3 separate regions of the Homo sapiens genome follow, and regions 1 and 2 are each linked to region 3. A link is a loop called in an ENCODE intact Hi-C map of the cell type or tissue named here. Cell type or tissue: PC-3. All regions are shown on one strand.

The links. A loop is a pair of places that touch in the nucleus more often than their neighbours do. Peaks named below come from ENCODE experiments on the same cell type or tissue, not always from the same donor. Only the 100,000 strongest peaks of a DNase experiment are listed, where the experiment ranks them.
Region 1: it touches region 3 in a loop (8-fold over the local background); 5 of 110 quality-filtered maps call a loop at or near these places.
Region 2: it touches region 3 in a loop (17-fold over the local background); 60 of 110 quality-filtered maps call a loop at or near these places.

The regions. Positions count from the first base shown.
Region 1 is chr1:222,092,490-222,100,489 of GRCh38, reverse strand. The region is part of intron 1 of LOC124904518 (a long non-coding RNA gene); the gene reads left to right. Among named protein-coding and RNA genes, the nearest start is that of LINC01705, 37 kb to the right of the region's middle. RefSeq lists a silencer at 1,516-1,716. In PC-3, CTCF peaks have their summits at 3,924 and 4,130 (motif pointing left); a DNase peak (open chromatin) is centred at 4,139.
Region 2 is chr1:222,450,945-222,458,944 of GRCh38, reverse strand. No RefSeq gene overlaps it. Among named protein-coding and RNA genes, the nearest start is that of TRT-TGT2-1, 10 kb to the left of the region's middle. RefSeq lists an enhancer at 3,511-3,560. In PC-3, CTCF peaks have their summits at 3,422 and 3,624 (motif pointing right); DNase peaks (open chromatin) are centred at 3,344, 3,644 and 6,714; H3K4me3 peaks cover 897 bases.
Region 3 is chr1:221,475,096-221,483,095 of GRCh38, reverse strand. No RefSeq gene overlaps it. Among named protein-coding and RNA genes, the nearest start is that of LINC02817, 140 kb to the right of the region's middle. In PC-3, a CTCF peak has its summit at 4,869 (motif pointing left); a DNase peak (open chromatin) is centred at 4,845; H3K27ac peaks cover 1,432 bases.

The sequences.
Region 1 (8,000 bases), 620 kb before region 3:
TCTTTGGAACCTGAGAAATGCTTAACAAACTTGAGCAGAGTTGCAGTACATTACTAAAGACAAGCAAAAAAAAAAAAAAAAAAAAAAAAAAGCACTGTCCCAGGTCATTGATAAGAGCACTAGTTGTGTTTGAGGTAGAAGATAAAAAGATTCGTTTGGGGAATATTGTATTTATTATTTTAAAGTCTTAATATTTACATTCTGTCCAGGACTTCAATGCCCACATGCCAATAGCTCATCCCTCAAAGGGTATCTGTCATATTGATAAAACCTCCTACAGCTCAAGAGTCTCTGTGTCTACCTTGCACCTCTACCTGGCCAGGACTGATTGGCTTTCAACAATTTAGTTTCCAATCTTCAGGTTTTGAGAAATGTGAAGCACATTCAGATGTGAATTGTATTGATAATCCAGGCCATTATTATTATAATCCCTAGGAAATCATGAAGCCAAAAGAGCTTTTTCATTCAGCAACAAAAAAGCTTTTATCCTCTATCCCCAGCTGACATACTTTCATAGAGGACTTGTCTTTGATCTGCCCTCTTTGTTTTTTGTTTGTTTGAGATGGGTTTGTTTCTTCATTCGTCAAGGCTGTGAGCTCACTAAAGACAAACTTCAGGAAGGAAAGCAAATGAAGTTCTGATTGTGAATTCCTGGTCTCTTATGGCAATTCCGGAACTGCCCCTTTTCAAAAGGATCCTAAGTACTTTGGTGGGAGCCTAGGTAGAGTTTGCAAGAGGGGCAGCCTGTTTTAGGGCTGTAGCTTGGATTTTCAGGTTTAAACATTAAAGTTTCTGCCTTGTCTTTGCTATGCATAAGCTGATGACCTGGGCAAGGCAACTCATCTCTTAGCACAAAGGGAGGCAGAAGAAGCATTCACTGAATTCCATTTATGGGCTCACACTAGGCCAGGTGCTAATGATGCATGATAGTCTAACCCTTATAACAACACTATGAATTGAATATATCTCCTTCTTACAGGAAAGGCAACAGAGGCTCAAAGAGCTTCAATAAGTGGCTCAAAGACATATGGCTGATGAGTGTTAAAACTAGAATCAGCATGTTTCCAAAGACCACACACTTGCCCTGCCTCCTTCTGAACCTGGGCTTATTCATCTCTAAGATGAGTTCCTTAGTTTTCCTTCAAGGTCTTTCCAGCTTCAAAAATTTGTGATTGAGTGAGGTTGGATTCTAACAGCACAGGAATTCATTATATAGGGCTGGAACTCAGTTGGGTTCATAGCAACCCTCCTCCTTCTTCTAGCTAAGACTTTCCATTCATAAAGGTTGGTTCCCACCTCCAACGTGACACCCCAGTCTCACTCCTCATCACTCTTCTTTGCACTGCACTAGAAATTCTTGCTTTCATCTCCCAAACTTGCTCATTTGCCTCTTCTCCTTCTGCAGAAACCTCTTTCTCTTTTTCTCCTCACATAGTTTTTCCCTCCTCCAACATAGCTCTCTGAAAAACTTACCTTCTCTTTTTCCAGGCATATCTTATTTCTATCTGAAAGGTTTCCTGGTTAAATAAACAATTCGAATGGCTTTGGAAAAGTCACTTCACTCGGCATTTAGTTCTCATTTGTGAAGTGAGACTGCTGTATTACATGGTCTCTGTAGGCTCTTCCAGTGCCAAAATTCTCATTACAAATAAATCTCGAATCTCTTTCTTTCCCTAGCAGCTGTGGGCTTTGTTTCTACATTAGGTCAATGTGCAGTCTCTACCATACTTCTTTGTTTTTATTCCTGGGTTTTTGCCACATGCAGCATTTAGGTGGTTCTAACTGAACTGTAAACTCTTGAAAAGAGGGGACCTTGTGACTTCCTTCTTCCTAACCCCTCCACTCCTATCTCTGGTCCACAAGACTAATCCACAAACTCAGGGGTTATTCAAATAATGCCATCAACTGTTGGACAGATGACAGATGGCAAGTGCCATCCACAGCCTTGTTTTTCTGGTGTCCCTGTCATATTGTCGACATTCAGCTTTTTCAAAAATATCTTTAGTTACTCATTAGTCTGAGAATTAGGCCTTAGCTGTTGGCTATTCTATGAATGGCTCTTTCGGTACAAACTAACTGAATCTGTGTCTATGCCCTTAATTGGAAAGATAAATTTAAATGGAACTGTCTCCTTGTGATGTCCTCTGAATTTCAGAAATGAAATTTGGGTCCTCTCAGTCTGATGGAATGCATAACACTTCCAGAGTTATCAGGAACCTGTCAGAATCATTATGGTTAGATATAAGTGTTTTTCTAAATGCTGCTATCCATGGAGTCTGATGTTTGAATTGCAGTGGTGGAAGACAGTATTTATGCAGTCATTCATTCAAACATCATTTTATTGAGCACTGACTATGTGTCAGACACTGGGGTAAAAGGATAAGTAAAACTTGGTTCTTGCCCTTAAGAGGTATTTGGCCAAAAAGGAAAGGGGTACTAAAACAGTTACTATAATGCACAGAGATACACTGTTATAAAGTATATAAGAGTATAAACAGACAGGGAGAGTCTCCAGGGATGATAGGAATCGAATCAAGTTGAGCAGTCAGTCTGGTCAGTCTGTTTTACAGCCTCCTGCCCTGCAGCCTGTGTGGAATGCAGTCACCTTGTTGGTTTAAACCAGGTCCTGACTGATCCTGGCAACTTCTAGATGAACTCGAGTGAACTTTCCTCATTACTATGCCAAAGTCTCCACCCTGGGAGGAGCTATACCTGCATTACCATGACATGCAACCCATATGCTGGCATGATGACTCATCATGTCTGTGCAACTGGGACCCCTCCTCTACCTGCCATGATGCACCCTTCTCCATTGCCGCATAAAACCCTCCTGTCCCCTTCTCTCCGGGAGACACTGCTTTGGAGAACACTCCCAGTATCCTCCTTACTTGCACCAAGTAATAAAACTCTTATTGATCAAAACCTGTGTTCTCGTGGAGTTACTCACCAGCTGAACAAATCCTGTTTTATTGAGGGTAACAGAGGTCCTGAAGAGGTAGGAATTGGATATAACCAGAGGCATCACAGACGATGCCACAGAGTATGTGAATTTAGGGCTAAGCTTTAGTAAGATCTGGCAGCAAAAGGCAGAGGGCATTTCAGGGAGAGAAACACCCAAAGGCACAGGGTAAGTATGGAGAATGAGGGCATGGGTGAAGGGACTGGCGAAAATCAGATTAAAAGGTAAGCAGGGGCCAGATAGTGAAAGGCTTTAAATGCCCTACAGAGGAAGCTCTATGCCAGTGGCTCTCCTGCTGTAGTGGGCTGAAGGCTTATAAAGGGACTTGGCTGAACATGTAGATTTCTGGGACCTACTGATTTGATTCAGCTGGCTTGAAGTGGAGCTTAGAAATCTGCATTGTAAGCCAGCCTCCTGGATGATTCAGATGTAGGCAGTCTGCTGGTAATCTTGTGCAGATATTGTTGTCAGCAGTGGAAAATACAAAGAGTGACATACAGCCTCATACTGGGCTTAGAAAGACAAGTCTAGCAGGTGAGTATGGCAGCTGAGTTGAGGGAGAAAGGCTCATCGTGATGTGGTCAGTTAGCATTTCACTGTGACGGTTCACACGAGAAACGCCCAATGCCTCAACTGTGGCAGTAGGCAGTGGTAATGCAGAGACAGAGGTGAGAACTCTTGCAGAGGGAGAATCCTCAGAATTCAGCAAATGAATGAAAGTTGAGGGGAGAGAGAGAGGGGAGAATCACAAGTACATTTAGTAGTTCTCACAGGAGTAATTAGGGTCTAGTGTCATTAATGCAAAGTAAAATATGTTTGAGTGAGAAGATAAAAAGGTTGGGTTGGGGCATATTGAGACTTCAGTGTCAGTGGAAGCTACAACTAGAGATTTAATTCAGGTCTTCTCCAGGTTTGCTTTTGGGGAATATGAATATATGTAGGGGATAGTTGAAGCCATGGGATTCTATGAGACAAAGTGATAACTTTGGGATAGAGACCAGAGAAAGTCAAAGACAGCGCCTGAGGCACCTCTGCCTTTAAGGGAAGAGAAGATGGGGCGGGACCTAGAACTAACTTAGGTGAGTGAATCTCACCTAAATTAAAGGGAGGGGAGAATTTAACTGAGGACTTTTTCAACATCAGGCTGAGACTGAGGCACAGTTTGCCCCCTAGAGGCAAGGAGGGGAATTGCGGGGAAGAGCCAGATGTGCTGAAAGGCAGAGGGGGGAAGTCCACACACACAGACGAGGGCTAAGAAGTGAGCTAATGGACGTGTCAATATATGTTTGTATGCACACGCATATACCTGTGCATGCATGTGTGCACCTGGGTGTATGTGTGGGCATGAAATTTGTGTTCATTATGTGCTACATAGGTAAGAGCCTTCTTTGTGACAGGTATGTGACAATCCTGTGAGTGAGGTGGGGGAATAGTAGCCAAAGTGTGCAGGACACCAAGAGGTCAGAAATCAAAGAGCAAGGGAAAGTAAGAGCCAGGAGCTGTGGGGCAGGGCTGGAGGAACTCCAGGGAGGGGCGCTGACACATATTGGCAGGCCGGGGGAAATTGAACATGGCCAGAATGAGACTCAGCAGAAGACAACAGTGCCAAATGCAACAGAGGGATTTACAAAACTGAGAAATGTCCTGGAGATTGCCACTTGGAAGGTCATTGTGACCTTTGACAGCGTGGTTTCTGTGGGGTCTAACTGAAGAGTGAACAGACGGTGAGAAGGTTGTTTGAGCAAAAGGAAGGAGAGAGCTAGTGACTCTGAAGTTAGAATCAGTGATGATACGAGATGAGGCAATTTTGCCCATTAAGCATATTGGTGCATCTTGGGGACTTAAAAAGATTTGTTTTGGACGACTTGCACTTCAAAAATTAGTCTTTTTCCTAAGAGGATAATAAAACTTAAAAGTAGCAAAACATGTTTTTCTGCAATATTTAAATAGCTTTTGATCCTGTCTGTTGTTAACAGTTGCTTCTCCAGGAATTTTAGGCCATTGGCAATAAACCAAGTAAATATTCTAACTAGAAAATAAAATGGCCCTTTACTACTGAAGTGTTGTTTATAAATAGCTCTCTCATGTTAACTCAGACTCAGTGGGCATATGTGTGTGTGTCTGTTCACACACAAGTGTAGATGTGGGATGTCTGTGTGCTCATTTAATCAACTAATATTTTTCACCTTCTATATGTTAGGCAGTGTAGGTGCTGAGCATATACCAGTGAATAGAAAAGCCATGATTAAGCTAATTATTACAGTGAGTTGAGATATGTATGTGCATGGGCAAATCCTTTCATGTTGTGTTGGCAAGGGAAGAAGACTAATCAGGAAAATAGGGCAACTCAATGGGCCAAAAAATTAAAAAAAAATTTCAAGATGCCATCTATTTCTACATAAAGATGATCTTATGCAGTGGTGTGCTGGTAAACTGGCTCTCTAGGAAGTGCAGGGAGAAGCCCTGATATGTAGCATTTACCAATTATCATGGTGTAAATATTTTCACTGGGGCTGATTTCAAACCTCCAACTTGATGTCATTGAATGAAGCTAAAGGAAGAGATGTACACAGTTAAGAGATATACACAGTATAAGCCAGCTCCAGCATCCCACTAACCCTTTGTGCAGGCAGAATAATAATAATGCTTTCTTTCATTTATGGAGCTGTTTGAAATTAACAAGGTGCTTTGACATATTTTCCTTTACCTGCACCTCACCCTGAGTGTGATGTTAGAGGATATGGTTTGAGGAATATGGAAAAATCTCTTTGGCTAGCCACAAAGCCTTACATTACCACTGAGGTAACTCTCTTTGGTATAGCATTCATGAATGAAGACCATGCCTTTTAAATAGTAAAATACAAGATATGTAAGTGTTGTTAATCCAGGGTAAGACAAGAAAGATCTCAATTACAGGATACTATTGGAGAAAGAAGTCCCAAAAGAAGCCATGGAGAAGGAGGATGGGTAGATATGTAAGGAAAATGGTCAAAAGAGAGATCCAAGGATATTAAAGACATTTTTTCTATGTCATAATTTTGCTTAGGGTATGACCTACTCCTAGATCATAGATGTTACCAGATATAGTTCATGCTCCATTATCTGCTCTAATGGAGGAAAATTGGACAATATAATTCAAAACAATGAACAACCTTGAAAGATATATACAATTGGACTTGCAGAGAAGATAATGACTGTTTCTTGGTATCTGTAGCATCCTGTGAATGGTTTACCTATTCTACCTCTGAGCTTAAAGAATCTACTCATGACGAGGCATATTGCAAGGAATTGACAAGTGTCACATAATTAGTACCAATCTAGACTTTGTTGTACAAATGAGTGCAGGATTCGGATGGTTATACTTCCTTTTAAGTGATTTAATGAAGTATCATTTTAGAGTTAGTTCTAATTAAAAGATTTTTAAAAAAAACTCTTACTGTGTTGTCCTAGAAATAAAAATACTTTTTCTGACAGAAACATAATTAATTTGATTATAAGGTTTAAAGTGTATTCTGTGTGTGTGTGTGTGTGTGTGTCTGTGTGTGTGTGCACACATATGCATAACTTCAACTGCTGCTGAATACAAGAGAAATCAATATCTGGCCACTGGTGGTCATAGGCTGTAATCACTTGGCAACCGTTGATATATTGGTGGCCGGCAATGAGGAGAATGGTGGGTGTGCATCCTATCAATTTTAAGAGCATATTTTTCCTCTACCAGTAGCAGTGGCTCAGCATTCTATTTGTAATTTCTGGCCTTGAAAGTAGGAGTTAATAAATGACAATAACTTTTAGCACACCAAGCCACATGCTTTTTCCTGTCCTGCAGTTTAGCTTCAGTGTGGAGGGAGAGAAAGAAAATTTTGAATCGATAATGGAAGTGGGGCACGGGGTATTGGAATGTAAACTTGGATATAAAATGCAAGCCAAGTGGTGGCTTCAGTGAAAAAGGCTGCCATTTGATGGCTGCAAACCATATGCTGAAGTTTCTTTCTTTTGTTTGTCATTAATGAAAAAAAAATTTTTTTATTCTTAGCTCTGTGGTCCCAGCCACCACCAATCCAATCAATGACCAACTTTGACTTTTTCTCTTCAGTGCATTTTTCCTGTTTCCTCTTGTCAATGTTTTTTTGCCTCCACTGCATTCCAGGATTTTATTACCTCACATAGGGATAAATGCAAAACCTTTCTAAAGGTAATAATAATAATCACAGTAACTAGTACCTAAAATCTGGGTAATGTTCACATTTGGCTGAGGATGTCCACCTACCTTGTCTCGTTTAATCCCTATAGCACTCCTGGGATATTGGAAACTGAAGCTCAGAGTGGCTGAGTGATGTGCCTAGGCTTACAGAGGTAGCATGTGTGGGTGAACCTTTACCTTTTGACTCCAAATTAAGTGCACGAGCCCCTACTCAGACTGTCCCAGCCTCTCTTTGTGCTCTTACTTTCCCCTTGTTCTGAGAAAATATATACACAGTTGCTGGAACATTCATCCATAAACTACTTTCTGTGAGAATCCTTTTCCCAACAGATCCAGCTCAACTCCCTTTGCCTCTTTCCTGAGGCTCCCCTGAGCACTCAGCGGTGTGCTAAACAACCATTGGCCACTGGTTTCTTCCTACACTGAACATCAAACTTTTCTAGCCTATGTCGAGGCTGAGAGCAATTAAAATCCCCACATCTTTTTCACGAGAGCTTATACATCTTTTGGTCATGTAACAGTAAGTGCTGATAGTACTGATAGGAAAGTTGTTCATCAGAAAGTCCTATAATCTCTATTTAAAAATATTCTTCTTTCGTTCATCTCTATGATGAAAATCTACTCATCCTTCAAGGCTTATATCAAAAGCTATTTTTTTCCCATGGGATATTTTCCTGATTCTCCAATCAAACACAATTGCCCTATCATTTGACTTCTTTCTTACTTGTTGTGTTGCAATTGTTTTCATTGTCTTATGCCCTTTAGCAATCTGTGTAATCCTTATAGTCAGGAAGAAAGTTCACAAATAGAAGATGCTCAGTAAACATTTGTTGAATT
Region 2 (8,000 bases), 980 kb before region 3:
GATTACAATTCAACATGAGATTTGGGTGGGGACACAGATCTAAACCATATAATTCCACCCCTGGCACTTCTCCCAATCTTATTTCCTTCTCACATTTCAAAATACAATAATGCCTCCCCAACAGTCCCCCAAAGCCTTAACTCATTCTAATATTAACTCAAAATTCCAAAGTTCAAAGTCTCATCTGAGACAAGGCAAGTTCCTTCCACCTATGAGCCTAAAAAATAAAAAAGAAGTTATTTGCTTCAAGATACAATGAGGATACTAGCATTGGGTAAACATTCCCATTTCAAAAGGGACGAATCTGCCAAAAGAAAGGAACTACAGGCCCCATGCGAGTCCAAAACCCAGCAGGGCAGTCATTAAAACTTAAAGCTCCAAAATAAACTCTTTTGACTCCATGTCTCACATGCAGGTCACATTGGTGTGAGGAGTGCTCTCCCCAGGCCTTGGGCAGCTCTGCCTCTATGACTTTGCAGGGTTCAGCCTCCATGGTTGCTCTCACAGGGTGGCATTGACTGTGGCTTTTCCAGGCACATAGTGCAAGCTGTTGGTGGCTCTAACATTCTGGGGTCTGGAGGACGGTGGCTCTCTTTGTGCAGCTCCACTAAGCAGTACCCCAGTGGGGACTCTTTGTGGAGGCTCCAACTCAACATTTCTCCTTCATACTGCCCTAGTAGAGGTTCTCCATGAGGCTTCTGCCCCTGCTGCAGGCTTCTGCCTGGACATCCAGGCTTTTCTATATATCCTCTGAAATCTAGGTGGAGGCTCCCAAGCCTCAATCCTTGCACTCTGTGCACCTGCAGGCTTAATATCACATGGAAATTGCCAAGGCTTATGACTTGCACCCTCTGAAGCAGTGGCCTGTACTATATCCCTTTGAGCCATGCCTGAAGTTGGAGTGGCTGGGATGTGGAGAGCAGTGTCCTGAGGCTGCATAGGGCAGCAGAGTCCCCGGGCCTAACCCATAAAAGCATTCTTTCCTCCTAGGTCCCTGGGCCTATGATGGGAGGGGCTGCTGCAAAGGTCTCTGAAATGCCTTTGAGGCCTTTTCTCCATTGCCTTGGCTATTAGCACTTGGATCCTTTATATTTATGCAAATTTCTGCAGCCTGCTTAAATTCCTCCCTGAAAACGGGCTTTTCTTTTCTACCACACAGCCAAGCTGCAAATTTTCCAAACTTTTATGCTCTGTTTCCCATTTAAATATCAGTTCCAACTTCAGGTCATTTCTTTGCTCATACATATGAGCATAGGCTGTTAGAAGCAGCCAGGTCACATCTTGAACACTTTACTGCTTAGAAATTTCTTCTGCCAGATATCCTAAATTACCACTCTCAAGTTCAAAGTCCCACAGATCTCTAGAGCAGGGGCATAATGCAGCTAAGCTGTCTGATAAGGCATAGCAAAGGTTACCTTTACTCATTCCCAATAAGTTCCTCATTTCCATCTGAGACATCTTCAGGCTGGACTTCACTGTCCACGTCACTGTCAGCATTTTAATCACAACCATTAAACAACTCTCTAGGATGTTCCAAACCTTCCCTCAACTTCCTGTCTTCTAGCCCTCCACATTCTTCCAACCTCTGCCTATTTCCCAGTTTCAAAGTTGCTTTCACATTTTTGGGTATCTTTATAGCAATATCCTACTCCTGGTACCAATTTTCTGTATTAGGCTATTCTCATATTGCCACAAACAAACACCCAAGATTGGGTAATTTATAAAGAAAAGAGGTTTAATTGGCTCATGGTTCCACAGACTGTACAGGAAGCACAATGCTGGCATCTGCTTGGCTTCTGGGAAGACCTCAGGAAACTTACAATTATGGCAGAAGGCAAATGGGGAGCAGATATGTCTTCACGGTAGGAGCAGGAGCAAAAGAGAAAGAGAAGGGAGGTGCCACATACTTTTAAACAACCAGATCTCATGAGAACTCAGTATCTTGAGGACAGTACCAAGGGGGAAATCTGCCCCCATGATCCAATCCCACCTCACACCAGGCCCCACCTCCAACATTGGGGATTACATGAGATTTGGGTGGGGACACAGATCCAAACCATGGCAAAAAGCTACCCAAGTGATTTTAATGTGCAGCCAGAGTTGAGTACCATTGCTCTGACAAAATTTTTTATCTTATATATGAACAAGAAGAGACTTCAAGAGCTTAAGTAACTGACCCCAAATAAAGGCCATACAGTCAATTACTGGCCAAGACTCTGGCCCGCTCTATTCCCCTATTGGAAAACCTCCACAGCAGTCACACTTTGGGTCAATTTCTTACAGAGGATAGCTACAGTCTTTATGTCTTTAAATCTAAATCTAGATATATTATTTGAATAGTGCTAGCATACTCTGGCAGAACTTTTGAGAGTGAGGACTGTTCCAGAACTATCTGTGCTATGTGACCTCAGGATCTGGAGGTGGTGACAGGCTCAGATTTTACAGTCAGGAAAGTCTGGTTTCAAATGGTAGTTCAGCCACTGACAGCTCTGCACCCTTGGCCAAGTTACTTGGCATCTCTGATCTTCAGTTTCCTTGTAATGTGAATGTTTTGTCAACACAGACTGGTTTCTTGGTTGTGAAGACTAAATAAGATAAGGCCATAAAAGTCTCAGCACGTAATTAGTGCCTTTTAGGAAGCCGATGACTTATCCATTAGCTGGTGGTGCAATTTTACCTTTTAAATGATAGCAGTACTAGTAATTATTACTGTTGTTGTTCTTCTTATATTCCATGTATTTGCCTTCCAGATAGGTGGTTCTTAAGCAGAGGTGATTTTGTACCCCCAGGAAACATTTGGCAATGTCTATAGGTATTTTGATTGTTATAACAGGGGTGGAGGTTTGGGGACAGTGGTGGGGTGCCAGTGACACCAGTGGGTAGAGGCCAAGGATACTACTAAATGCTCATAATGCGCAGGCAGCCTCCCAACAACAAAGACCTATCTGACCCGATGGTGCGAAGGTCAAGAGACTCTGCTGTAGATATCTGTAAGTAATTGGGAGCTTGAGGGCCCAGAGCCACTGGGTGGTGACAGGATGATAATTCTCAATTTTTGCTATTGTGTGGCAAGGGGGCAATGTGTTTAGGGGGTTGCAAACAGCTCCATGTCTACTCTCAATCACCACAGAGGAAGGACTTTCCAACTCTTTACATATGAGTTGCTGTGGTAACCGGTAAGTAATAACCCTGGGGTTTATACTCCTTAGAGGTGCTGTGAGGATAATCTTGCACCTAAAGTTTAGAAACACTGGTATCAAAGCCTAAAGAAGACAAGACGATTGCATCAGATCCCACAGGAGGGCTGTCTTTCTCCATGCTTGTGTTTTGGGCCCCTGGGGGTTGCATCAGCCTCCTCACTCATGAGCTCATCATTTATAAATGACAGCCGCCAAAGTCGGGAAGTATGAAACAGTTGCCAAATGGAGAACTTGCTCAGCTTTCTTGCTGGAGCCCTGTGTCTTAACTTACTTATATTAAAAAATAAAAGGAGCACAATTCTGCTAGGCAAGCTCTGCTATGTGAGAAGGGAAGAATACATGCAGAACTTCTCGTTGAGAGCACAGAACATTTTCGTGTCTGTCGAGATCACCGTGGTTGCTGAACGTGGCCGCTGTTGAGCAAGTGGTCAGTAGGTGGCGCTAAGTCATCGCCGAGAGGACGCTCCTGTCCTAGACCTGAGTTACTGTCAGTCTTGGAGCGCGCACACCCCAGAGTGAAAAATATAGTAACAGGAAAGATTTAGTTCTTAAAATAAGTCAGCAGCTCAGCGAAGCAGATACTACCTCGGCAGGTACATTTTCTTTCTTGAACTGATGGAAAAGGGCATTTACTGCCTACAGGCTTCTGGCTACAGAAATCAAACAATCAAAATATTCAATTAAATGAAACCAGCAGCAGGCCTGGCCCCAGAAGAGAATGAGAACCAGCTGGGCTCAGCCCTATGTCTGGGATCCGGTACCGACGTTCCTCTGTACTGACACGTCCGGAGCCAATGTCGAGTCACGAGTCACCCAGGCACGGTTTTCTCTCTCCAGTGAAGGCTTTGGGTGCTGAGATGTGCAGTTGTAACGTGTAGCATGGAGACCATTTTAGTGATCTAGCTGGCTCTTCTTAAATTATGGGAGTCCTGGCCGTACATGTAGGTGAGGACGCCACCTTTCCCACCTACGTGAGAAGGTAGGAGAGTGGAGATCCCTTGAGGCGCTGGAACAGGAGTGTTGTCATGGTGATGGGGCCAGTCACAGGGCTCACCAGTCCCTTTGGCGGAGTCTCTGCCTCAATTGTAAGGGAATTTGGAATCACTGGATCAGATGCAAGTTCACAGTCATGTTGCCACTTTTTTCCACAATCTATAGCCCCCACCGTGAAAGCTCCAGTGGGTCATGCTTTAGAAAGGGGAGGGAGGTAAAGAGTGGGTGGGGGGCTTTGAATCCAATAGTCCTGTATCCCAGCTCTGCCACCAGTGAGCTCTGTGACCTTGCAAATGCCATTTTGCTTAAGCTTCAAAGCTCTCCTCTGTAAAATATGCATAGAATGGGCAGGAGGGCTGCCAATGAGCTGCTTGAAATGAGTTCACATCTCTTGGAAGCAGAGAAAGCTTACAACTAAAGTGGCCAGACAGCCATATGTGATCTTAGAAGAACTGTTGAACCCAGAGAGAGGCCTCGAAAATGGAGATGGGCAAATGCCATTCCCACCATGCGAATCCCTTTCCCATTTTTGCTTGTGGCTGCCCAGACTCGGTCCCTACCCACGCTTAATAAATTCTTACAATTTATTCTCCTGCCCTTCAGCTTGACTTGTAATAATGTAATGATGGCTATCAGGGTTGGAACAGCAAGCACGATACCAGCACTTTAGGAAGATTAGTTTCCTCTATTTAATGCTCATGACTACCTGCAAGGTAAGTGTTGTCACACCGGGTACAGATGAGGAAATGAAGGCAAATCTCTGCGCAAAGTCCTGGGTGGGTGGGCTGGAGAGTTGGGAGCCTGACTCGGGTTTATCTGAGAAAACAAGTGGGCAGGAAACTCAACTGCTCCACATGAGATGCAGAAGTTCTGCCATTTTTTTCTCAGATTATAAAGTGTCAGAGGCTGCTCTGGAAAAAAAAGGTGCAATGAATTCTTGTTCAATCATTAATGGTGCTTCAAAGGACATACAGGCCCATGCACACATCCTTCTATGTAGGTACAGAGAATTATTTTTATCCTGAGTTGCACACATTTATTATGTTATTAATAGCATGGACTCAACTGGGTGTCCCACAGAGTGACTCTTCTAATGACTGGTTAGGAAATTTGACAGCAAGTAAGAGGGCGGTGAGCCTGCTTTCTGGTCTGGGCCTGAGTGACCCCCCATCTTCCTCCATTTGGTTGAGAACAGGCTACAGGTCAGACCTCAGCCACTGGGATACTGAACCAGGGCTTCCTGGACCAGCGCCTCTTTAGGGTTGAACACTCACCTTCCTGCAGTACAAAGCAGTGGGCAGTCTCGAGTGCCCTTCTGAGGTCAGCCTGTTGGGGTGTAAATGGTTCTTGAAATGCATCTGATTTCCAGCTTGTTAGCATCTCATTGTCTCCCTTAGAGTTTCAGCCTCCCTTAGAGTCCTCACACCTTGTCAAGACAGATGCTTCCTGGAACAGGATCTCTGAGCTGTGGAATGGAAAGTACCTTTATCATCTTTGCCTGTCTCCTAACAGGTTTGTCCCTTGTCATTCTATGTCAGTTTCAGGTAGGGTGGCAGGAGAAGGGAATTTGTTGAGAGCCCACCGTGCTTCAGGTACATATTAGGTGCCTTATATACATTATCTCACTTAATACTCAAAACCCCCCTGTCAGGTAGCTGTAATTAGCTCTGACTTAGAAGTTTCTAACCATGCAACTTGCAAATGTTGTACCTGGGATTTAAAGCTCAGATCTGAGCTCTTCCTAGTACATCTTACTCTTGAAATGTGTGCTTTAATACATTTATTTAATCATCTTTTTTGCAAAAAGGACTGTGCTAGGCAATCTAGAGTGAGGCATGGTTCTTGTCCTTAGGGAACTCCAGTACCATTGTGGGAGGAAGATTCACACAGACGGAAGTTAATGAATAATGTGAAGAAATGTCACACATGTCCAGTGAGAAGAAATGATGTGTGCTACAGGACTTCAACTGAGGAAGGGATGCCTGCGTGGTCAGAGGAGGCTCATGGAAAAGGTAGGATATGAATTCGTTTTTGAAACATGAATAAGATTTGGGTGGGGGCAGAGATGGGACACATTACACTTGCAGTGAACCCACCTGGTGTGTTCTGAGAATAGAGCAGCTTCATGATGGGAATAGGGGTGGAAGAGCGATCCCTTTGGGGTGGGAGACTTAATGCCAGGTTCTGGAATTTGGACTTCGTCCTGAAGGCAATGGGGGAACTACCAGCATTTTCTGATTGGGGTGGGGAGTAGGTAATGACTTGAGAAAAGTAGAACTTTTAGAAATACTAATGAGGAAACAAATGGTAGAAAGGATTGGTGAAAAGAGAGACTAGGGAGGAGGGAAAAAGGGAGAAGACTTAGGAAGCTGATCATTTGCCCATCATGTAAGTGCCAAGTAATATGCTAAGAAACTTTGTGTCACCTATAATCTCGTATCCTCAGCCGGTCCTTATGCAACATCTATTATTATCCCAGGTTCGTAAGATGATCATGTGTCACTACCACCCAACAAACCTGTTTTCTCTTCTTCCTGGGAATACAGCTAGACCAAATATTCCAGGCTCTTTAGGTGTGGCCATGGGTATCCCTTCCAGGCCTGGCTTATACAATCTCCCTGGGCAATCTCTCCTCCTCTTCCCCTGTCTGCTGAATGTTGATGAGCAAGGTGACCATTGTGGCTAGCTACTGGGGGCTTGTCTTTGCCCTGCTTCATCCTCTGGATTCCAACAGGGACCCCAGGCCCTTGCCTTAGCAGGGAAGGGACAGGAGGCAGCAGAGACCAGTGTCTGGACATCAGTGATTGTAGCTTCAAGGGGAGCATTGGAGTCTCTCACAGGCTGATCCATGGACTGCAGGTGCCACCTTATCTGTACTCAGGGTATTTGGAGAAGGGAATTATGGAAAGAGACTGGTCATCCTGCTGCTCTGGGCAGGTAGGGGCTCAGTGTGGTTATGGTTTGAAAATTAAAACAAACATCTTTTACCTTTTTTTTTTTTTTGAGATGAAGTCTTGCTCTGTCACCCTGACTAGAGTGCAGTGGCACGATCTCGGCTCACTGCCTCCCAGGTTCAAGTGATTCTCCAAGATGTGATAATTTAGTTACCAAATGACGGCAGTGAGAATGAAAATCAAGGGACAAAAGATGATCAATACTATGGGGTGAATAAATTACTACATTTGGTGATTGATTCAAGATTTAAGATGTCACGAGTATAGCTTAGAGATAAGTGATTAGGGATCTAAGGGAGGAGTTCAAGAAAACTCTCTGCTCGTCCCAAGCCAAACTCCCTATGTGTGCTATGGTTCCTAAACCCTCCCTCCAATCAAGTGTTTGCTTCTACAATTACTTCTTTTTCCCTGACATCTTCACATTTTCCTTCTCCCCTGGCTCATACTCATCAGCATATAAATATGCTGGAATCTCCTAACATAAAACGCCTCATGTTAGACTTAGTTTTAACTCCTGCTCCATTTCTCTGCTCCTGTTTCTCTTAAAGCTCCTGAGAAGGGCTGTGTGCTCTTGCTGTGTCTGCTTCATCCCTCACTTCCCATTCTCTCACGGGTTCCCTCCCATGCACCACTGAAACTACCCTTGTCTCCTCTTTCGAGCTCCAGGTTGCCAAAGCCAATGGCCGATGCTGTCTTCACCCTACTGGGGCCCTGGGCTCCGCCGACTCTTCTAGGGATGTTTCTTTGCTTTGCTTCTGGGAAAGTGCACTCCTGATTTTCTTCTAACTTTCAGGCAGCAACAGCTCCTTCTGTCTCCAGGCTGCCTTTTTGTTTTTTTTTTCTGTTTTTGGTT
Region 3 (8,000 bases):
ATTCACAGTTAACATGTTTAGTCTTGGGTTTGTGTTCTACATTATAGTCTTAAGAAGCTATTCTCTTTGCAGTTTATATCCCTGGAAAATAATAATGAATACCTAGAGACAATGATTGCTACGAATGCTGGGGGAAAGCTCAGTAACCTGACCTCACTCCACATGAAGATTCTCAGACTTATATAAAACGAGACAATTGTCTTCTGCCCTTTCCCAGGTGGTGATTTGAGGCCTGATAATATCTGCAGGTTTTTTTTAACTTTGATTTTAATTTCAGAGGTATGTGTGCAAGTTTGTTACATAGGTATACCCATGTCACAGGGTTTGTTGTAAAGATTATTTCATCACCCAGGTATTAAGCCTACCACCCATTAGTTATTTTTCTTGATCCTCTCCCTCCTTCCTCTGGAAGGCACCAGTGTCTGTTGTTCTCTATATGTTCATGTATTCTCACCATTTAGCTCTCACTTTTAAGTGAGAACATGTAAATATCTGTGGATTTTACCAATGATATTTTGTAAGAAAAGGTCCAATTTTAGGCATAATTGGAGTTGAGGGCATGTGGAGGATGGTAGGATGGAAAAGTGTTTGTAAAACCTGCCCTCAGAAATAAAAGCTGAGAAAGTAAAAGTGGCGTTTTAATAGCCAACTCTGAGGGAGCCTGAAAAACAAAACTGGGTCCATGATTCTAGACTGCATTACTTTTCCATAATTGAATAATTCCCAGGAGTCAGATGTAGGTTTGAATCCTGGCTCTGTCACTTGCTACGTGACCTTGAGCAAATTGCTATGTCCTCAAATCCTCAATCTGTAACATAGGAATGATAACACCCTTTACAGGAGACAGCAATGTAAAGCACTTCACATTGTTTGTACTTGATAAATACAGTTGATCATTGAACAACACAGGACTAGGGGTGCCGATTCCTACACAATAGAAAATACACCTCTAAATTTTTACTCCCCTCAGACTTTAATATTAATAGCCTACTGTTGACCACAAGCCTTACCCATAACATAGTCAATTAATACATATTTTATATGTTATATGTGTTATATACTGTGTTCTTATAATAAAGTAAGCTAGAGAAAAGAAAATGTTATTAAGAAAATCCAAGCAAGAAAAAATATATTTACTATTCATTAAGTGGAAGTGGATCATCATAAAGGGCTTCATCCTCTTTGCCTTCACATTGAGTAGGCTGAGGAGGAAGAGGAAGAGGAAGGGTTGATCTTATTATCTCAGGAATGACAGAAGCAGAAGAAAATCCACATGTACGTGGACCCGCACACTTTAAACTTGTGTTTTTTAAGTATCAACTGTAGTCCTCACTATTATTTGCAATTTTTAAAATGTTTTCTGTTTCTTTGTGTTCTTTGCCTTTGAACACAGAAAGGTGTTCAAAGAATTAGTTCCTCTCTGGGCTCCAGCTTAGAAACTGTACTTTCAAATATCAGCTCTGGAACTTGTGGGCTGGATGGTTTGGGGAAATTGATGTAACCTCCTCCTCACTCCTTGTGCTCCTTGTTCCTGTAAAAAGGGAATAATGCTATTCCAAATGTTTTGGGAAGACCAAAGGCACTAATACGCATAAAGTACTTCCACTGTGTCTGACTTCTCTTGGCAGGTCACTCACCTCACTGTCCCTCAGTTATCTCCCTTCTAACAAGTGGATAATGGTGTGCTTACTTCACTTAGGTGTGTAAGGAGTTTAACTGACTTAGCATGTGTAGTAGACCTAGAAGAGTCCTGGGACATAGGAAGTGCTCAGTAAATGGTGGTTATTTATTACAGTAAGTGCTCAGTAAATAAGAGCTAGTACTGAAAAGGAAGATGATGATGATGATGGAGAAGAGAATGGGTGAATTCTCTGGTGCCTCTTGTAAAGAGAGCTGTTCTGGAATGTGACAAAGGTTTGAAACTGAGCAGTATATGTTCTTCCTGTGGAGCTCTTTGCTGAAAAGTCCCACAATGTGAATATTGAGAGGCTGACCACCAGGAGCGCGGGTGAGGTGGTGAGTTCAGTAATTCAATTTAGAGAAAACATCACTCTTCAAATACTTCCTCCAAATCTATTATTCCTCTAGTCCCTGCTTCAAAGTTGCAATGAAGTCATTCTTGACTTTCTTGGCTTTCACCCTTATCATTTCATATTCAATTTGTCACTAGGCTATATAATTCTACCTCAGAAGTTTCCCGAAATTTACTCTCTCCTCTTTTATTTTGCTTGAATATGCTCAGGGTCTCTAACAGCTCCCTTTCAGCCACACCAGCTCTTTACAAAGATCTGTCCCTCTCAGTTGATTGTACAGACCCTGCCCTGTCATCTGGCATGTCCCCTCCATGTCATCTTGCCCCCATGGCAGAATCTCTGCCATGTTCTATGCCCACATGCTGGGCCCTGTTCTGTGCCCGCCTCCGCATCCCATGTCCTTGCAACAGCAAATTATTTTTTGCTTCCCCAGTGATACAGTTTGGATGTTTGTCCCCTCTAAATTTCATATTCAAATGTAATTTCCAGTGTTGGAGGCAGGCCCTGGTGGGAGGTCTTTGAATCTTGGGGGCAGATCCCTTATGAATGCTGAGGGTCGACCCGTTGGTGATGAGTGGGCTCTTGCTCTGAGTTCACATGAGGTCTGGTTGTTTAAAATTGTGTAGCACCTTTCCTGTCTCTCTCTTGCTCCCACTCTCACCATGTGACACTCCTATTCCCCTTCACCTTCTGCCATAATTGGAAGCTCCCTGAGGCCCTCACCCTATGCAAATGTTGGTGCTTTGCTTCTTGCATACCCTGCAGAGCCATGAGCAAATTAGACCTCTTTTATTTATAAATTTCCCAGTTTCAGATATTTCTTTATGGCAGTGCAAACACACTAACACCTTGAGGTTATGACAGGCTGGATGAAGACACTGGTTCTTCTTGGCCTGTCCCCAAAGCCACAAGCCAGTTTTACCCACTTCTAAATCCAAGGTTTCCTATTAGGAATTCAGCTTCTGCCAAAGCTGTGGGCCCACGCCTGCGTGCCTCTGTTGCTGTTTCATCTTTTATCTTTCCAAATTACTGTAACTGTTTCCTCACTAGTTTCCAGGGCCTCAGTTTCTCCCCATTCCAAGCGTTATCTACTCTGCTTCCAAAGTGAATGTCCTGTTTTAAAACCTCCAGCATCCACTGACTTCTCACTTTCTGGTGAGTTATCTGCTGATCCCGCCACTGCATACAAGAGCCGTCTCAGTCTCTTCTGACCCCCCGACACACTAACTTTCTTGCCATTTCTGGAGTATGCTCATCGCTTTAGGCCACCCACCTTAGCACACACTGTTTGATCTTTTCTGAAAATCTTTCTTCTACTTGACTTCCTTGCAGGTTAGTGGATTTCCCATTAGCTCAAATGTCTCCTCATTTTAAAGCCTTTCCTGACTCTTCCAGAAAGAATAAGGCTTTTGCTCTTCTATGTCCTCATAACTTTCTGTTAATTTTGCCTTTCAATATTTATTTCATTATACAATTATTTTAATTTTTGCACTATTTCATTCAAAAATACGTATTGAGTGTTTACCGAGAGCCTGGCACTCTTCTGAGCTAAAGGGACAGAGTGAAAAACACAACAAACTGTCCATGCCCTCAGAGAGCTCACATTCTCGGAGAGACAGACAGTAAATATGTGACAAACAAGTAAACAAGGCATGTAAAAATTGTGATAAACACTCAGGAGAAGATAAACAAGATTAGGTATTAGTAATTAGGGAAGGGCATCTATATTGATAGATGCAGGCTGTGAGGGTAAATTTTATGTGTCAACTTGACTGGATCACAAGGTGCCTGGATATTTGGTTAAACATGACTCTGAGTGTGTCTATAAGGGTGTATATGGATGAAATTAACATTTGAATCAGTAGACTGTGTAAAGCCTCATCCGATACATAGAAGGCATAAATAGAACTAAAAGGCTGAGTAAGGGAGAATTCTCTCTCTCGACTGCCTGTCTTCAGCTGGGAAGTCAGTCTTTAATGTCTTCTGACTGGGGCTCTGAGTTGAATTACACCATCAGCTCTCCTGGGTTTCCAGCTTGCCAGTTGCAGCTCTTGGAACTTCTTGGTCTCCATAATCACAAGATAACATACCTATAGCTATATCTTTATCAATATCTTCTATTGATTGTTTCTCTGGAGAACCCTGACTAACATACAGACTTAAGGAAAGTCACTCTGAGAATATGGCATTCATGCTGAGCTCTGGAGAATGAGAAAAACAAAGCAAATAAGCCCTAATATGAACCAGAAAAAAAATTCTAGTAAAATGAAATATGAGAGCAAAAGCCTGAGGCTGAAAAGAGCCAGAGAGAAGGCAGTTAGCATGAGATTAGATTGGAGAGGGAAGCAGAAATCAGGTCATCTGGGTCTGATTGGTAAGGAAGGAGCTTCAATTCTTTCTCCAAAAGCATTGAAAAAGCAGAATAACTGTCCTTCAATAAATATTTGTGTGACAAACGAGTTAATGGATATATAGTTATTTTCCAAATGGTGAAAGCAATTTGAAAACTCTAAAAAGGATGGCACTATTTTTGTCCCTATTCCTTGATAATTTTCATTTAAAGGGCCCTGGCAGTAGGGTAAAAGGGAAGGATGCTGATAAAAGTTGGCTCTGTCGTATCAGAACAGCAGAGGATGATGGATGTGCACCCTCCATACGAATGAGTTTCCTGACATTTTTGCCGTTTGGGGTTTTTATCTGTTGTTGCAGAATATGTGTGCACTAATGCAGACTACATCTACCAAATATCATGAGCAATGAATCATCCGCTCAGCAAGGAACGAGTAAACTTCACCTCCTCCCAGGAAGCTGGCTGCAGCTTTGCACAAGAGCACCCTCTTCTGTGCAGTTGCAGCCCCAGCCTTCAGAGAGCAGGAGCGATGGCCTTGTGCAGTCCCACTGTGATCCCCATTCTAAGGGAAGCACAGCTATGCAATAAAAAGAAGTCCTTATTAGTTTCCTTCTTTGCCTCCACCCTTCAGAGGATCACGTAACACCAAATTCCTTTGGAATTATCTAGGAAGGTGGAAAAGACTAGGGAGTAGAGTTCGAGACACTTTACTGAAAGGGAAAGGAAATAGCTTTCCACCCAGTAAAATTCTACTTCATTACCTAACATTACAGGGATTTTCCAGGATGCTCAGGTAGACCAGCTCTAGAAACTAGGGAAACAACGTGATGTCCAGAGTCCACCGGGCAGAGAGATGCACAGAGATTTAAAAAGAGGGACATTGTATAAGCTCAGCACATGTAGCAGTTTGTGTTTTGCTTTGTGTGTAATAACTTTAAGTCAAGGGAATTGGGGCTCTAGTATAATTCTATACTGCTTTAAGTACAGTTCTTTAAAGCAGAATCCCTTGTACAACGGAAAACTAACTACAATTGGGGACCTGGCACATGGAGTTCACCTAAATATTTATTAAACAAATAAAAATATTGGCTTCCCATGTCTTTCAGGGGAGGGAAATATTGAGCCTTGTCAGCCATTCATATCTTATTTTACTGGTTATTTCAAGTAACTATGGCCACAATAACATTGCATATAAAACAGCCACAAAATCTCGGGAGCATACAAAAATGCATTTACGCAGCTTGCAAGTGTGCTGGTTGGCTCTGCAGTACTGTTGGTCTCAGCTGGGCTCATTCATGCATCTGCAGCAGGCTGGGGTCAACTGGGGGGCTGCTGATTTGGGGTGGCCTCAGCTCTGGTGGTACAGCTCCACTCCCCATGACTTTTATCCTCCTCCTGGGATGAACTGTCCGTTCTGGGCATATTTTTATCCATAGCAATGCCAGAAGTTCAAGAGTGTAAGTTGAAGCATGAAGATACTTTTCAAGGCTGCTGCATCATGGACGCTAATATCCCACTGACTGAAACAATTCACATAGCCAAGCTCACCATGAATGGAACAGGAAATTCTGTTCTTCCAATGCAGTTATGGGAAGGGAGTGAATATTTCTGAACATGAACTTGATCTTTCACTCAGACTTTTCTTGTAAACCGAGTAGAGGCAGGACAAGTTAGCATGTGCTGTGAAAAGACCCCAGGACACAGAGTCCTGGGCCCGGCCAATTGAATCAATGCCTATTAGTCCTAAAAAGGACCATATGAGGTTGGTAAAATTCACCTCATTTTGTAGAGGCAGAGGCTTAGGCTGGGAACAGACACAGAAAATCACTTAAGACCATTGAATCAGGAAGTTGTAGACTCAAACTTGAACCCAGAGCTATCCTGTCCCCAATCCTATGCTCCTCTCCACCGTATCTCAGGAGCTTCCCCCACCAAGTTGCCCTGACTGGTCTCAATTTTGCTCTTTAGATCAACATAGAAGAAATTTAGCCTCTTTTCTAGAAGTCTGTCTTTCATGGTTTTGGAATCAATTCCCCTGTTTTCTTGACAAAAATCAAGCATACCCGCCTTCCTGCCCTTCTTTCCAGCTCTGTTTCCCCAGAACACTTACTGTCCTGAGTGTCTGAAGATTGTAAGGATGAGGGTGATCATTGGCCCTGGATTAAAATATTCAGGGAAAACTTTACTGAAGGAGCAAATTTTAGAATGAAGACAGGTGACAAGTGACAAAATACACACACACACACACACGAGAAGTAATTAAGGCATTTGACTTGTGCTAAAAAACAAGATGAAGACTTGGGGAAAGATGAGCAGATCTGGTTGGTGAATATCAAGTTGTGTTTTTAGACACACTGGTCATAACATGCCAGGATATTCAGCTGAAAGAGGCACATTTTAAGAAAGAAATAGAAAACAGAAATATTTAGAGCTGACCAATTAGAATGATGAGAAAACCCAAAACAATACAACTTGAAGAATATTTGAACATGCTCAGGGTCTTCAGCTGGGGAAAGTGAAGATTTAGGAGCAAGAGCTCTGCTAAAACATGTTAAAAGTTACCACCTTGGAAAATAGACTGGGGTTCTAAAAGGCTAAACTAATACTTCAGGATAGAAATTAAATATTTCCACTCAACTCCATCATTACAGCAGGAAACATCAGAGCTGCCCGACGTGGCTCAGATTTCCTTCGATGACAGTAAATCTGGCTGAAGTTTTATGGAAAGGGTGAACTATCACTTCATAGAGAAGTAGTCAAGCACACTGAAATTGGAGAACAACTTGGACTAGTTGAACTTTAAGATCTTTTCCAAATTTAGAAATTCCATTAAATGGAAGGAAATAGTTTTTATTATTAATAACAAAGTATAATAACAATAAGAGCAATTCCTTAATATTATATTATGCTTTGTAGTTTATATTATGCCATCATATGCTTGAAACAATTGTGAGGCAGGTAGAATAGGTATCTTATTTCCATTGCATTCAAGGAATCAAGGCACAGAGAGTTAAGTGATTTCCCTATGGACACACAGAATGTGGAAGAATTAAGATGAGCACTCAAGCGATGCCTGTATATCATCCTGGCAGTGCCTGTATATCATCCTGTTGCTGCCAAATTTGATCATGAGGAGAAAGTTGATGACCATTCTAGACACTGCTGAAGGAAGGAATAGCTGATTACAGGAAGATCAGCAAAGACTGTGTTAAAAGGGCTCAGGGTCATTTTTCCTTTTATTATCTAGTAGGAATATAACCATGATCCCCAACAAGCCAGGGAACATCCTTGTACAACCACACACTTTACAAGGGCTTTGCTTTGAATCTTCCCTGAGACATCACAGGAAATGGGATTCCTTGTGATACAACTCAGTTCAAGGCAAGTAAATCCATTTGGCAACGTGTTGTTTGACAAATTTTAAAATAGAGGTTTGATTTGCTTTTTATAGTTACCCCTGTTTTCACCATTGAGGACAGTAACTCCTCAAACTTTTGGGCATATAATATGTGTGTTTATATATATATATGTATAATTTGGATATATATATGTATAATTTGGATATATATGTGTATATATGTATGTGTATGTATATATGTATATATGTGTATGTATAT